2 separate regions of the Homo sapiens genome follow, and region 2 is linked to region 1. Evidence: chromatin contacts called from ENCODE Hi-C data. All regions are on one chromosome and are shown on one strand. The core of a region is the stretch at or near the end of the contact, and the rest is flanking DNA. Distances in the headings are between cores, read along the strand shown. Region 1 holds the start of ECE1-AS1 (ECE1 antisense RNA 1). Region 2 has its middle 5.7 kb from the start of MIR4425.

The links. Hi-C counts contacts between places; a loop is a spot of excess contacts on that map. Pooled maps may share reads with other maps.
Region 2: a loop to region 1 is called in a map with no recorded cell type, with 16 times the contacts of the local background. The contact joins the enhancer-like site here to the promoter of ECE1-AS1 in region 1. A Hi-C loop is called at or near these places in 3 of 37 single-sample maps with no recorded cell type and 3 of 50 pooled maps.

The regions. Positions count from the first base shown.
Region 1 is chr1:21,289,853-21,296,544 of GRCh38, reverse strand. ECE1-AS1 (ECE1 antisense RNA 1) reads right to left here and starts at 3,255. Exons shown (of 3, transcript NR_038404.1): 1 at 2,802-3,255; 2 at 2,335-2,611. ECE1 (endothelin converting enzyme 1) reads left to right here and starts at 6,082. Exons shown (of 19, transcript NM_001397.3): 1 at 6,082-6,181; 2 at 6,389-6,475. The coding sequence starts at 6,131. RefSeq lists enhancers at 1,679-1,838, 1,178-2,377, 3,219-3,308 and silencers at 6,001-6,180, 6,231-6,400.
Region 2 is chr1:25,014,506-25,021,105 of GRCh38, reverse strand. No RefSeq gene overlaps it. Among named protein-coding and RNA genes, the nearest start is that of MIR4425, 5.7 kb to the left of the region's middle. RefSeq lists enhancers at 1-501, 760-1,656, 1,614-1,773, 1,814-1,883, 1,974-2,083. Within about 2 kb of position 1,566, at least 3 of the 41 ENCODE cell types and tissues checked have a DNase peak (open chromatin) inside an H3K27ac peak, as active enhancers do.

The sequences.
Region 1 (6,692 bases), core at 2,006-4,505:
TTATTTTATTTCTCTCTCTTTTTTTTGTAGTTGAGACAGGGTCTTGCTCTGTCACCCAAGCTAGAGTGCAGTGGCGTGATCTCAGCTCACTGTAGCCTCAACCTTCTAGGCTCAAGCAATCCTTCCACCTCAGCCTCCTAAGTAGTGGGGCCACAGGTGGATGCCACCACACCTAGCTAATTTTTTTTTTAAATTTTTTGTAGAGACAAAGTCTCACTGTGTTACCCAGGTTGGTCGCAAACTGCTGGGCTCAAGCAATCTGCCCACCTCGCCTCCCAAAGTGCTGGGATTACAAGCATGAGCACCCGGCTGAAGGGTACATGATTTCTATTAATAACTCGTATTTGACTTCTTGCTGTTGATATTAACCTCCATCACCTGGGCAATCTGTTATTTTCACTGAGTTTACAGCAGGGCTAGAGTAACAACAAATGTTGGCTGAACAAAGGCCAAGACTGGAAAATCTGGATGAGGGCAGAAGCAAATGGGAGGGGTGGTGAGGAAGACAAGAAGAAGCAAGCAGAAAGAGGTGGCCTGCGCAGGATGTCCCTCTGGTGTGGTTCACGCAGGCTTGGGCTGCTGGATGCCAGGCAGTTCATGTTCTAGCTTACTCGGTATTTACAATGGCCCTTTTACGGATGAAGAAACTGAGACCTGAGGGTGAAAACAACATGTCCGAGGTCACATGAGCCAGGAAACCTGTGAGTGGGCTCAGGTCTGTCTTAATTGCCTGATAAATGTTGTTTCTAACTCTGTTCCACAAAGGATTCATGATAGGTTATAAATAAAATACATTCAGTAAAACGACATGCAATACCAAATGGAAAATCAGAATCACGGAAAACAGAGTGGAAAATGTGGACAAGGAAAAAGCTGAACCTAAAGGCCAAGAAAGTGCCCATAGGCGAGTTTCTGATTTGGCTATGAGTTTCCTGGCAGCCAAAGAAAAAAGAGATACAAGCTGATTCCTGTTATTAAAAAGTAAAGAAGCAGTTTACACTTTCAGGAACTTCATAGTAAATTTTAAAATAAGCTAATCACATGGAAATTTCTCTGGTGAAAAATACTGGGAAATATAATGGATAATGTAATAATAATAAATGTCAAGTGGCATATCTTTAGAAATGATAGCCATATTTTTATATCTTATCCCTTGCCCAAAGTTGTGTTACTTGGGTTTGTTTTTGTTTTTGTTTTTTTGAGACAGGGTTTTGCTGTGTTTCCCAGGCTGGTCTTGAACTCCTGGCCTCAAACAATCCTCCGGCCTGGGTCTCCCCAGGTGCTGGGATTGCAGGCATGAGTCACCATGCCCAGCCAAGCACTTTATCTATATTAACTCATTTAAGTGTCACCACAGTCCTATGAGGGAGGTACTATTGTTATCATCATCCTCCTCATTTGACAGATGAGTACTGAGGCACAGAGAGGCTGAGTCACTTGCTCAGGGTCACAGAGTTGGGAAGTTCAGACTGGGGATCTGAAATGAGGTTTAGATCCAGAGATTTTACCCACTACATTATAGCATCTGTGAAATATAAGTGTTTAGCTACCAGATAATATGAGTGTGTTTTAGATGACATGTAAAGATTGAACAGATCCCAGCCAATTACCAGCACCAAAAGTAGTAACTGATGGGGACTTCGGCCACAAAGGGCAGCGTCTCTAAGGAGCTGAGGCTTAGAGACAATGTGAAAGTAGCTGTGGAGGGTGTGGCTCAGTCCCAGGCCTCAGAATTTCACATGTGGGGCTTCCCTTTTCCACCTCATCACCCCAAGATGACTTAACAATCCCCCGCCTTTGGCCAACCAAACGCAAGAGCCATATGAGTGACTAATGTCGTCTGGGCAAAGGGGGTCATGCCCAGGTGCTACCAGGCCAGGAGGCTTTTGTCGCCAGAAACCTGTGCGTGTTTATATTTCTCGTTTCTGCTCACCACAGGCCTTTGATTTACAAGGGTGGAGTTTCCAGAGCTGGGCACTGTTGCACCTTCATCTGGCTGTCATCACTTCCTCTGTGCAGCTGGGGCACCGGGGACTGAGGACGGGGCAGTCCACAGGGAGCTGTGGTTCCACCCCTTCACTCTTGGTTTCTGCCAGGCCCTCCTCTTGAACACTAGACCCAGATTCAACCCAGATTTCTCCTCCACGGCTGCACAGTGCCAGGAAGGGAACTGAGAAGACCAAAGTGGAGGTTCTTTACCTTCCCCAACACACTCGGGGCCAGGCGTGGCACCCACAACTGCAAATGAGACAATTAGGGAGAATAAGTGCTGGCTGCCCTGTCAGCCCAGAGCCTCAGTCTGCCCAGGGCACCCAGACTCTGTGAGGTTCCCACCTGAAGAAGCAGTTCCATCTTCCACAAGGAGCACAGGACCAAGAGTCCAGGACCCAGGTTCGAGGCCCAGCTCTACCACTTTCTCGCCGCGGGGCTCGGGTTCTCTGGAGGCAGCGTAATGGAGTCAGTGGGTTTGGCAAGGGGAAGATTCGCATTATGGCTCCCTCAGTCTCCAGGCAGGTGACTCAGGGCTGGGGGGAGGTCCTTTCTCCTCTCTGACCCTTGGTCATCTCATTTGTAAAGCGGAGGTGATGATTCTCATCTCAGGGACGAGGCACTGTGGGGTTAGGAGAGAATTTGTCAAGTGGCATGGTTGGTTTTTGGTCTGTCTAGGCCCCTCCCCCTCTCTGTAAGCTGGAAGCGGTACTTGTGAGGCTGAGGCTCTAGGTGGGTGTGGGGAGCCATTGGGGTAGTGAATGGAAGGCCCTGGGCGAAGGGCCCCAGGCAGCTGTTGAAATGTCACTCACCCACTGTGGACTTCCCACCAAGCAGAGCCCGCCAAGCCTTTCCCGTCTGAGGTGGGTTCAGTTTCACTACCGGGCTGAGGCAGGCATCTCAGGAAGGGGCCCTCGGCTTTTGTGTGCTGAAAAATAACCAGGCTCCATCTCTGCTGATTTCTGCTTGGGAGTTCCGTGAGCTTCCTGCATCATCTGTCCACAGACAGGCTGCCGCAGGGTGGACATCAGAGTCCCTGGGGTGGCTTCCGGCCTCCCTCCCTTGCCTCCCGCCTTTGCTCAAACATCTGTAGAGGCTCCAGCCCCAGACTAAGCCCTTAAGGAGACAGGGTCCCGTGAGACCCAGCCTCTGCCATCAGGGTTCTCCTGTCTAAAATGCTGTGTGCCTCAGTAAAAGGCAGCATGGGGTAGGGTGGCTGTGTGGGGACACAGAGCCAGGGACCAAATGCTGTCTGGGGTCCCTGGAGGGTGGTCAGGAGAGCTTGCCAGAAGGGGGAAATCTCTGAAATGAGACAGAAGGAGGAGGAGCCATCGCTTAACCACACCTGGGCGAGTTAACTTCCCCAAGCCTCAGTTTCATTCTCTGTAAAAGGAACCAGTGATACCTGCTTCTGAGGGAAGGGTGAGAAGCTTAAAAGAGATGGTATAAAAGAACTGACAAATCCCGTACACCAGCCGGGTGAATCCCTTACACCACCCACATGCCCCGGGGAGATGTTCTGTGAACTGAACTTCTTTTTCAAAAGTCTTTTCCTCTGGCAATCGACACCTGGTAACGTAGTGTAACCAAGTGTCCTGTTCTAGAAAAAGCCCAGCTGCAACCCAGCAGTAAGTGAAGCAGCCTCAGAGTCCCCTCTCTCTCTGGGATGGGTAATGGAAACTCCTCCACCCAGTGGGAGTGAGGCAGAAGTCTCCAGAATTCAGAGCTTTCCCATGCACCCTGCCTCCCCAGGGCCTGTGACCTTTAGATGTGTTCCCTGTTTCTGTAGGCATTATGAAGTTAGATGCAGGAGAGTTCTTGAGAACTTGAAGGCACTTCCCCTCTACTTGTCCCCCCTTTGATTTTAACAACCGTTTGTTGAGCACCTACTCTGTGCCGGGTGATGGAGAGTCTCTGTTGGACAGGCCAGACAAGGTCCCAGCCCCAGTAAAGCTGTGGATTCTGGAGAGGGACAGAGACAGTGATGATAAAGACATGGAAACAAAACAGTCTGCAACAAGTACTGTAAAGGAAAACAAACAGGATGCTGTAACAGAGAATTTGGGGGACTGCTTAGGGTTCCTGGGACATTTGAGGAGCTGGTAGGCTGAGATCTGAAGTTGGAGCTGACCATGGGAAGAGTAGAGAGGAGGAAAAAATGTTCCAGATAGAGACAACAGCAGCTACAAAGGTCTTGGGGGAAGAAGAAACTTGTAGAAACTGAGGAGTTGTGTGAGGAGGTTGGTGGGGGAGGGGGCGCTGGCAGCACAAGATGAGGGCCCAGAGTGGGCAGGGGCCATGGGGCCTGGTGAAGGGTTTGGATTTCATTCCAGGACAGTGGAGGGTTTTTAAGCAAGGGAGTGGTAATATCAGAATTTTTTTTTATTTTATTTATTTACTCAGACAAGATCTTGTTGTGTCGTCCACGCTGGAGTGCAGTGGTGCAATCACAGCTCACTGTAGCCGCCACCTCCTGGCTTCAAGCGATTCTCCCACCTAAGCCTCCCAAGTAGCTGGGACTACAGGCGCATACCACCACGTCCTGCTAATTAAAAATATATAATATATAAATATATATATATATATTTTCTTTTTGTAGAGATGGGGTCCGTGTTGCCCAGGCTGGCCTAGAATTAGACTCAAGTGATCTCCTGCCTCAGCCTCCCAAAGTGCTGGGATTACAGGTGTGAACCACTGAACCCAGCCAGATTTCTGTGGTTTGTTTGTTTGAGATGGAGTCTCACTCTGTCACCCAGGCTAGAGTACAGTGGCACAATCTCAGCTCACTGCAACCTCGACCTCCTGGGTTCAAGCGATTCTTCTGCCTCAGCCTCCTGAGTAGCTAGGATTACAGATGCATGCCACCAGGCCCAGCTGATTTTTTGTATTTTTAGTAGAGATGGGGTTTCATCATGTTGGCCAGGCTGGTCTTGAACTCCTGACCTCAAGTGATCTACCCAACTTGGCCTCCCAAAGTGTTGGGATTACAGGCGCGAGCGAGCCATGGTGCCTGGCCTCAGCCAGATTTCATTTTAAAGGCTCATCCTGGCTGCTGAGGGGGCTGTCAGAGGGCAGGAGTGGAAGCCAGGAGACCATCTGGAGCCATTGCCCTCACTGTCCCTGTGACGTCAGGCCCCTCACCCCTCTAAACCTGTTTATTCACACATATGTGTGACTGTGAGAATCAAATTTGGAATGAGCAGAAATGCACTTTGCAAAGCTGAAAAGTACGCATAAATGCAGGGATTCCCGCCTTGCTAGAAGCGGAGAGTCCTTTGGAAATCTGCTGGGTTAGACCTCTCTGGGGTTCTTGGTTGGGACAGTGCTGGGCCTGAGTCCCTAACTGAACACCTCATATCCGAGAGAGCCCCCTTTCCCTGCCTAGGGTTATAGGAGAGGGCTCAGGGGCTGGGGAGGGGGGCACCTGGCTGAGGCTCCGAGTCTTGAGGGGGAAGATGGGAAAGAAGGGTCCCCTTCCTGGCTTCTGACTCCCCCTGGAGCAATGGTTCTCTTGTGTTGCAGGGAGGGCGACACCTTTGAGCACGGGGGTGACCACCGGACCACCCTGCAGCCATCCAAATGCACACACACAGCTCCTTTCATCCCGTGTCAGGGAGTTCTCTGAAATTTTCTGAAACTCATTCACGAACTCTGGCTTAAAGGCCTCTGAGCTAGAAAGGGGAACTGAAAGGGGACACCTACCTTTTTACCCCACCTTTTTTGTCTGGTCTTTCTAGCATTAACCCCCTAGACACACCTAAGGGCTGATGCCGGGGGGAACCTGTCTTGATTGCTCTGGGCCACATCGAGGGCACCTTCCTGATACTTTTGTTATCTGCCACTGGGGACCCGGTTGTTGAAGGGGGACTTAAGATTTTCTCGAAGGAGGGGTCACTGTGAGGGCCTTTCCTGCCTGCTAGGGGCTTCAGTTTGGGGGCCCCCACTCCCGACCTCCGGGGAAGGGAGGGGTCCCCATCTCCCCCGGGCCTCTCGGGTCTTGGGGTCTCCCCGGGAGGCCGGAGGTTGGGAACCGGGCGCCGGCGAACCGATCAGGCCCCGCCCGCGAAGGTGGTGCAACGCCTGGCCCGGCCCATCCCATCCCGGCCACCCGGGCAGCGGGACCAGGCGTCTGGGGCACAGCATGCGGGGCGTGTGGCCGCCCCCGGTGTCCGCCCTGCTGTCGGCGCTGGGGGTGAGGCGGGCGCGGCCTGGAGGGCGGGGGCGGGAGGCGGGCGGGACCCCTCCCCGCGCGGGCCGCTCCGTGGGCCGGTCTCGGTCTCGGGTGTCCAGGCCGGGGCGGGGCGCGGCGGCGGCGGCGCCAGGGTCGGGGCCGCTTCCCCATTCGGGCGCGAGAGCCATGGAGGCGCTGAGGGAGTCCGTGCTGCATTTGGCCTTGCAGATGTCGACGTACAAGCGGGCCACGCTGGACGAGGAGGACCTGGTGGACTCGCTCTCCGAGGGCGACGCATACCCCAACGGCCTGCAGGTAGGCGCCCTCCGCTCCCTCCCGAGGTCCAGGCGCCCCGGGCCCGGGCATGCGCGCTGCCGCTGCCGCGCCCCCCGCCCCTACCTACCCCGCCTCTTCCCCTCCCTTCCCCTCCCTCGTCCCGGCATCCGGGAGGGGCCGCGCCTCCCCGCAGCTGGAGCTCCGCGCTGAGAAGCCTTCCGGAGCCCACCAGTCTCCCCTCACCTGCCCCCGCCAT
Region 2 (6,600 bases), core at 317-2,816, 3.7 Mb before region 1:
CTGCAGCTAAGGTGTGTGCGGGCTCGCTTCCTGGTACTCGAGGAGTTTGGTGCTCCCGGGCCTGGTAGCGTGGGAAGCAACATGGAGGCCCTGGGCTGGGCTGTCCCTGTGTGCCTGGCAGAGCATCCAGCCAGGACCAGGCTCAGTGAGGACTCATGGACCGACTGATCTGGGGATGTGGGTGGCAGAAGCTGCCCCCTCCCTGTCTCTAACGCAGTGCCCAGCTCGGCCACCTCACGAGGCCACTGTCCTCTCAGACTCCATGTCTGCTTCTGTGCAATGGGCAGCAGGGGTGGGAAGAGAAAGGCTTGTCCAGGGCCACAGTGGGGCTAGAGGGAGCAGCCAGGCCCCTCAGCAGGCCTGCTCCTAGCGCCAGGGGCCACATCCCCACAGCCTCCGCTTTTGCAGAGGGCAGGGGAGACAGAAGTCACCGAGAGGAAGTAGAGAGCCCTCCCCAGACCCATCTGAGTGGGGCTGCCAATCGCCGGCTCTGGAGCTTCGAGCAGGGCATGGTGCCACGCCTCTCAGAACCCCATTTTCTCATCTGTGCAGCAGAGACCCCCCGACTCCAGAGGGCTGCTTTGAGGGTTAAATGAGCAAAATCTCGTGAATGTGTGAGGAATAGTCATTATTTCGATAGGCGTGATTGACATTTTTCTCACTAGAGTGTGAGTTCCAGGGGCAGGGGTTGTGCCTGACATTGGTAGGTGCTCAGTTGGTTTGTGGAGTGAATAAACGAGTGTAGAGGGAGCCGTTCTCTTGGCCTGTGCTGGAGGCTTCCTGGGGCCTTGTTCAGCACATGTGTGTGCTCACGTTTGTGTGCACCCATGTGTGTAGGCATGCATGTGCATGTGTATGTGCAGGCATGTATGTGTGTGCACGTGTGTGTAGGCATGTATGTGAATATGTGTGTGCAGGTATGTATGTGTGTGCAGATGTGTGCATGCAAGAATGTATGTGTGTATGCATGTGTGTAGGCATGTATGTGAATGTGTGTGTGCAGGCATGTATGTGTGTGTAGGTGTGTGTATGCAGGTAGGTATGTGTGTGCATGTGTGTGTGGGCATGTATGTGAATGTGTGTGTGCAGGCATGTATGTGTGCGTGTGCAGGCATGTATGTGTGTGTGCAGGTGTGTGTGCGCGCAGGTGTGTGTGCAGGCATGTGTGTGTCCGGGCATGTACGTGTGTGTCCAGGCATGTATGCGTGTGTGCAGGTGTGTGTGTGCACAGGCATGTAGGTGTGTGTGTGTGGGCATGTATGCATGTGTGCAGGGGTGTGTGTGTGTGCAGGCATGTGTATGTGTGCAGGTGTGTGTGTGTGCAGGCATGTATGTGCGGGAGTGTGTGTGCACGCATCCACATGCCTGCACACTCCTGCATGCGGGTCTGGCCCCGGTGTGGAAATGTGGGTCTGTGCATGGCCTGTCTGGGTCTGTGTTTTGCATATGGGTCTGGCATGTGGCCATTTGCATGTACTTCTCAGTCTGTGGGCCTATAGCTATGAGTGTGCTCACCCCACAGGTGTCCAGGCTTGGTCCGGAGTGAGGGTGTCTGATTATTGGTGTATGGCGGGTATGGGAGGTTGCCTCCTGCTCTCCTGACTCCCTCTCCCCAACCAGGACTCCAAGTTGTGAGCCCGCCTGGGAGTGCCAGACTATGTAAAACAGAGACCAGGCCCAGGGAAGCCCCTGCAGAGTGGCCCCTGGGGACTTCCAGGCCCCTCCTCCCTGGATGCCCCTCCCCTCAGTAAAGCCTTCTGCCCCTTCCAAAGTCTCATGACTCTCCACTCAGGGGCTTCCTCTCATATCTGGGGGCTGCACACAGTGCCCAGATTTCCCTGTCTGCCCTCTCTCCCACCACTGCTTTCAGCCCCTCTTGCAATGCCAGGCCTGGCGTCTCCCTCCTTCCTTTCTGAGGCCCCCGCTTCACTTCTGCACAGTTCCCCCAGCTGCTTTTGTGAGCTCCACTGTGCGCCAGCTCCTGGGCCCTGGCCCTTCGCCTGCATCATGGTTACCACTGAGAGAGCTTCTAGCTGAAGCCCCATTTTACCAATGAGGAAACTGAAGCTCAGAGAAGTTAAGGAACTTGTTCGAGGTCACACAGCAAGTGAGTGAGAATCAGACACAAACAAGACTCCAAATCCAGGTCTCTTTCTCATACAGCCACACCACCACCATGCTTCAAGTCATATCAATGACTGAGCCTCACTGGGAGGACCGTGTAAACCCCTTCCCCAGATGGACCCCAGGGGTTCAGGCACCTCCCATATCCATGGCTCATAGGATGAAGGCTCCTGGCTCTGGAAAAGGCCTCCTGGCCTCCTTGTGGAGGAACTCAGGCTCACCCTCTGCTCCTGGCGGAGCCATGTTTGGGCCTGGAAACCTCCAAGCCTACCCCAGTTGGGCCAACTTGAAGCCCCCAGGTCTTCTCAATGCCACATAGCACTTGCCTGGCGGGCCCCATGGAGAGGTCAGAATCCCCTTCGGCAGGGTCATTACTGTTTCCCCAGAACACGCTTCCATTTGGCAAGGACACGTGTGTTGGGGGAGCCATGTGGCTTTGATTTAAATTTCACCCTGGAAAAACGATGGTTTGGATTAAGGGAAGAAACAGTTGGTGAAATGTCATGGAAAGAAAGGAGGGGAGAACAGGGAACCTTTGTAGCAAGAGCAGCCCCCAAACTTTCAAACCCACATTCCAGAGGTTTCTGAAGGCCTGCCATGCAGACCTGACCTCCTACCCCAGCATGCTCCTGTCCTCTTCAGTAGCAGTGAGGTGTCCTCAGGAGATATCCCACTGGTCCTGCTCCCTCCTCTTACAGAAGCTGAAACAGAGGCTCAGGGAAGGGTGGCGACCTGCCTGGGGCTATGATGAGTTCTGGTGGCTCATGGAGCTCAAAGGAGGCTAGGGGTGGGGTGAGAAGAGGGACATGAGGCTCTGCTTTCCCCCACTCTGTTGGCACGGGGCTTGACCTCTCTAGGCCTCAGTGTCCCCAATGAGAAAGGGAAGAAAAAGGAATTACAGTATTTTCAATCTCCACTGGAGCTGAGCGAAGCCCAGGAGCCCTGTGGAAGGCCAGTGTGCTTGGCTCTGACTTCCTGACCCTTTGCTTATGCTGGGCTTGGCTCTGACAGCATCCCACGCGTGGCCTGCGCTGAGTTCCCAACACCCACAGTCCCCACCCTACAGACAGCAGACTGAGGCTCCTAGAGGCTAGGAAACTTACAAGGCTCCAAGAGGCTAGGAAACTTACGAGGCCCCTTGGCTAGGATGCGGCCCCAGGGGCTGTTCCTAACCACTGGACTGTGAGGTTGAGGCTGGGAAGAGAGTGGAGAGGATTTAGCCCAGGGCTGTGAGAGCTGGGAACAACCTGAAGCCCACACCCCCAGGAGTACCTCACAGTTTCTAGGTCACCAGCTCTGAGTCAGGAAGTCTCTCGATGTCATCCATTCATTTAGAGGCGGGAGCTGAGGTCAAGCAGAGGGATGTATCCAGGGCCACACAGTGGGGAGGTGCCACATCTCCAGATGGCCAGTGGGGGCTCTGTGGTGTGGATCCTGGAACCAATGCGGGATGACACTCTGACCCGTCAGGCTGGCCTCAGGGACTGTGCAGCCCTGCATCTTCATCTCTGTAGTGGCTGCTTGGGGTCGGAACTCCAGCTGTGGTTATGGGTCCATCTGAGACCAGGGTCAGGGCTCAGTGTGTGGCCGGGGCTATATGTCAGCAATGAGGGCTTGGTCTGTGACCAGGGTCAAGGCTGAGGAGTTTAATGCAGTGAATTGGCTGTAGAAGATAAAAATGGACTCGAAACCCAAAGGACAGAATCGCTGATGGGGGTTGTGCGTGCTGTGATGGGCCAGGGAAGAGCTGGGCACGGGGGCTCTGGATCTACAGAGGCAGGAGCTGGGGCACTTCGACCCCATGAAGTCCTCTTCACACCCACCTCTGCCTGGTGCAGCCCTCCCCCTTCATCCCTGTGCCCCCAGGACAACCCCATCTCTTTCCTCTGGGGAGAAGCCACTGGAAGTCATCCCCCTCCTGACTTGACACCTAAAGGGGCCAGAAGAACCATCTGCCCCCCAGTGCTGGGTTCCACCCGTGCTCAGAGCCCCATCTCACCCCACAGGATGGGAAGGGAACCATCTGGAGGACAGGAGAAAGGCCGCTCTGCACGGGTGGGGCGGGGATGCTGACGATGGACTGTCCAGAGCCAGGACTTAACCTGGACAGGTTGGTTCTTGAGTTCATGCTTTTAACCAACCACCATAGATTCCCAGAAGCACTGATAAAAGGTAGCCTTAGTATTATTTTAGCCAAGTCTGGCAGTGTGTGGCAAAATGCAGAGACTCAGGGGCCACCCTGAGAGAGTGCTGAGCAAGTCACAGCACACCCTGGGCCCTGGCACACAGTAGGGGTTTAACCAATGGGAGCCGGAGATGATCCGACAGAAGTGGCTTTCAGGCCCCAGGGCCCCCAGGTCAGGAGACACCACAGTGCGGAAATGAGAAGCCAGCTGGAGACCCCTTCCATGCCTGTCTGGCATGGGAACACAGCTGGCACTGCTTGATGGACTGTGCCTAAGCACCAGGGTCAGATAACCGGGCGCTGCTCTTCCTTTTTTTTTTTTTTTTTTTTTTTGAGATGGAGTCTTACTCTGTTGCCCAGGCTGGAGTGCAGTGGCATGGTCTTGGTTCACTGCAACCTCCGCCTCCTGGGTTCAAGCAATTCTCCCTTCTCAGCCTCCCCAGTAGCTAGAATTACAGGTGTGCGCCACCACGCGTGGCTAATTTTTGTATTTTTAGTAGAGACAGAGTTTCACCATGTTGGCCAGGGCGGTCTCGAACTCCTGACCTCAAGTGATCCACCCGCCTGGGCCTCCCAAAGTGCTGGGATTACGGGCGTGAGCCACTGTGCCCAGCCGGTGCTGTCCTTGTTGACTCTGTCTGCCCCAACCTTGCAACATCGCACTCTCTAAAAACAGACAAAAAATAACCGCAAACAACTGGGCAGGAAGGGACCCTAGAAATCATCACCCCTGATTTTACAGAGAAGAAAATTGAGGCTTAGGGAGAGGAAGGGACTTGGCCACAGTCGTACAGTGCTGTGGGAACAGTCCAGAACAGGGGACTTGCAAGCACACGGCTGCCCCAGGGACAGTGCCTGGTGATTATAGCCAGCATTTACACGGGCCTGTGGGAAGCCCCCTCAGGCTTCTTCTCATCTAATCCTCCCAGAGTCAGGTGACCATCAGGGTGGGCGCTTAGGGATGCACTCACCTAACACGCAAATGGAAGTGGTGAGGTCTGAGCCTGGCCACTGAGCACCAAGCCAAGTGCACCCGTGCTGTGCCACTGGCCTCATTCACACAGCCCAGGCTAGGGGGCCCTAGCATGTCTCAGCCTCCGCGCCAGCCCCCTCACCCCAGAGTCTTTGCAGAAGTGCAGCCTGTCCTCATTCCACCAGGAACACTGTTCTCTTCACCTCCTAGGCCATCTCATGAGAGGTAAGAGGAAGAAAAACCCACAGAGACAGAGGCAAAGCCATCCCACACCTGCCACCATTCCCCCTGGTGGATTTTCCCTGTGTCTCTGAATGCAGAGGCACCAGTTAACGTGGAGAAGAAATCAGGCTGGGGGCTCAGGAGCTGTGGCCTGGGGCGACCAGGGGCCAGGGCTGAAGGTGGGCAGCAGGTTGACCGACTAGATGCAATTAATTCATTCAGCACCGACCTTGAAAAGTGTCAGAGGGACTGCAAGAGCCAGGTCTAGTATCACGGACTAGAACACATCACTTGCCTTCTCTGGGCCTTTGTCATCCCACCTGTAAAATGAGAGGCTTGGTCCCATCAGTGATTCTCAGTCCCAGCTACACAGGGGATCTTTTATTTTTATTTTTGTTTTTATTTTATTTTATTAGTTTTATTTTTGTTTTATTTTTGAGATGGAGTCTCGCTCTGTCACCCAGGCTGGAGTGCAGTGGTGTGATCTCGGCTCACTGCAACCTCCGCCTCCTGGGTTCAAGCAATTCTCCTGACTCAGCCTCCTGACTGGATTACAGGCACAGGAGACCATCCCCAGCTAATTTTTGTATTTTTAATAGAGACATAGTTTCACCACGTTGGCCAGGCCGGTCTTGAATTCCTGGCCTCAAGTGATCTGCCTGCCTCGGCCTCCCAAAGGGCTGGGATTACAGGTGTGAGCCACGACGCCCAGCTTGGGGATCTTTTGAAACATATACTTAATTGATTCTGGGATGGACACCATTTAAACTCTTCCCAGTGATTCAACTGAACAGCTGGGGTTGAGGGTCCCTGGGCCAGACTCTGTGTCAGGGCCCCTCTGGCGCTGAAGTTTCGCCAGAGTATGGGGGTTACGCGTGTGGCTGCAGGTGTCAGACTGACTGAGGTTGGTGTCTGTGCGCCACTTGCTGCTGCGTGTGCCTGGGCAGGCCATGTCACTGCTCTGTGCCTCAGTTTCTCTGTCCGTGGTTAATCATAGCCTTCCCTGCACAGCATTTTTGGGAGGATTAATTGTCCTGGTTGTGTAAAGTTCTGGCACATGCAGAGGTAGGACTTGATAAGCCTGTGTCAAAATAGT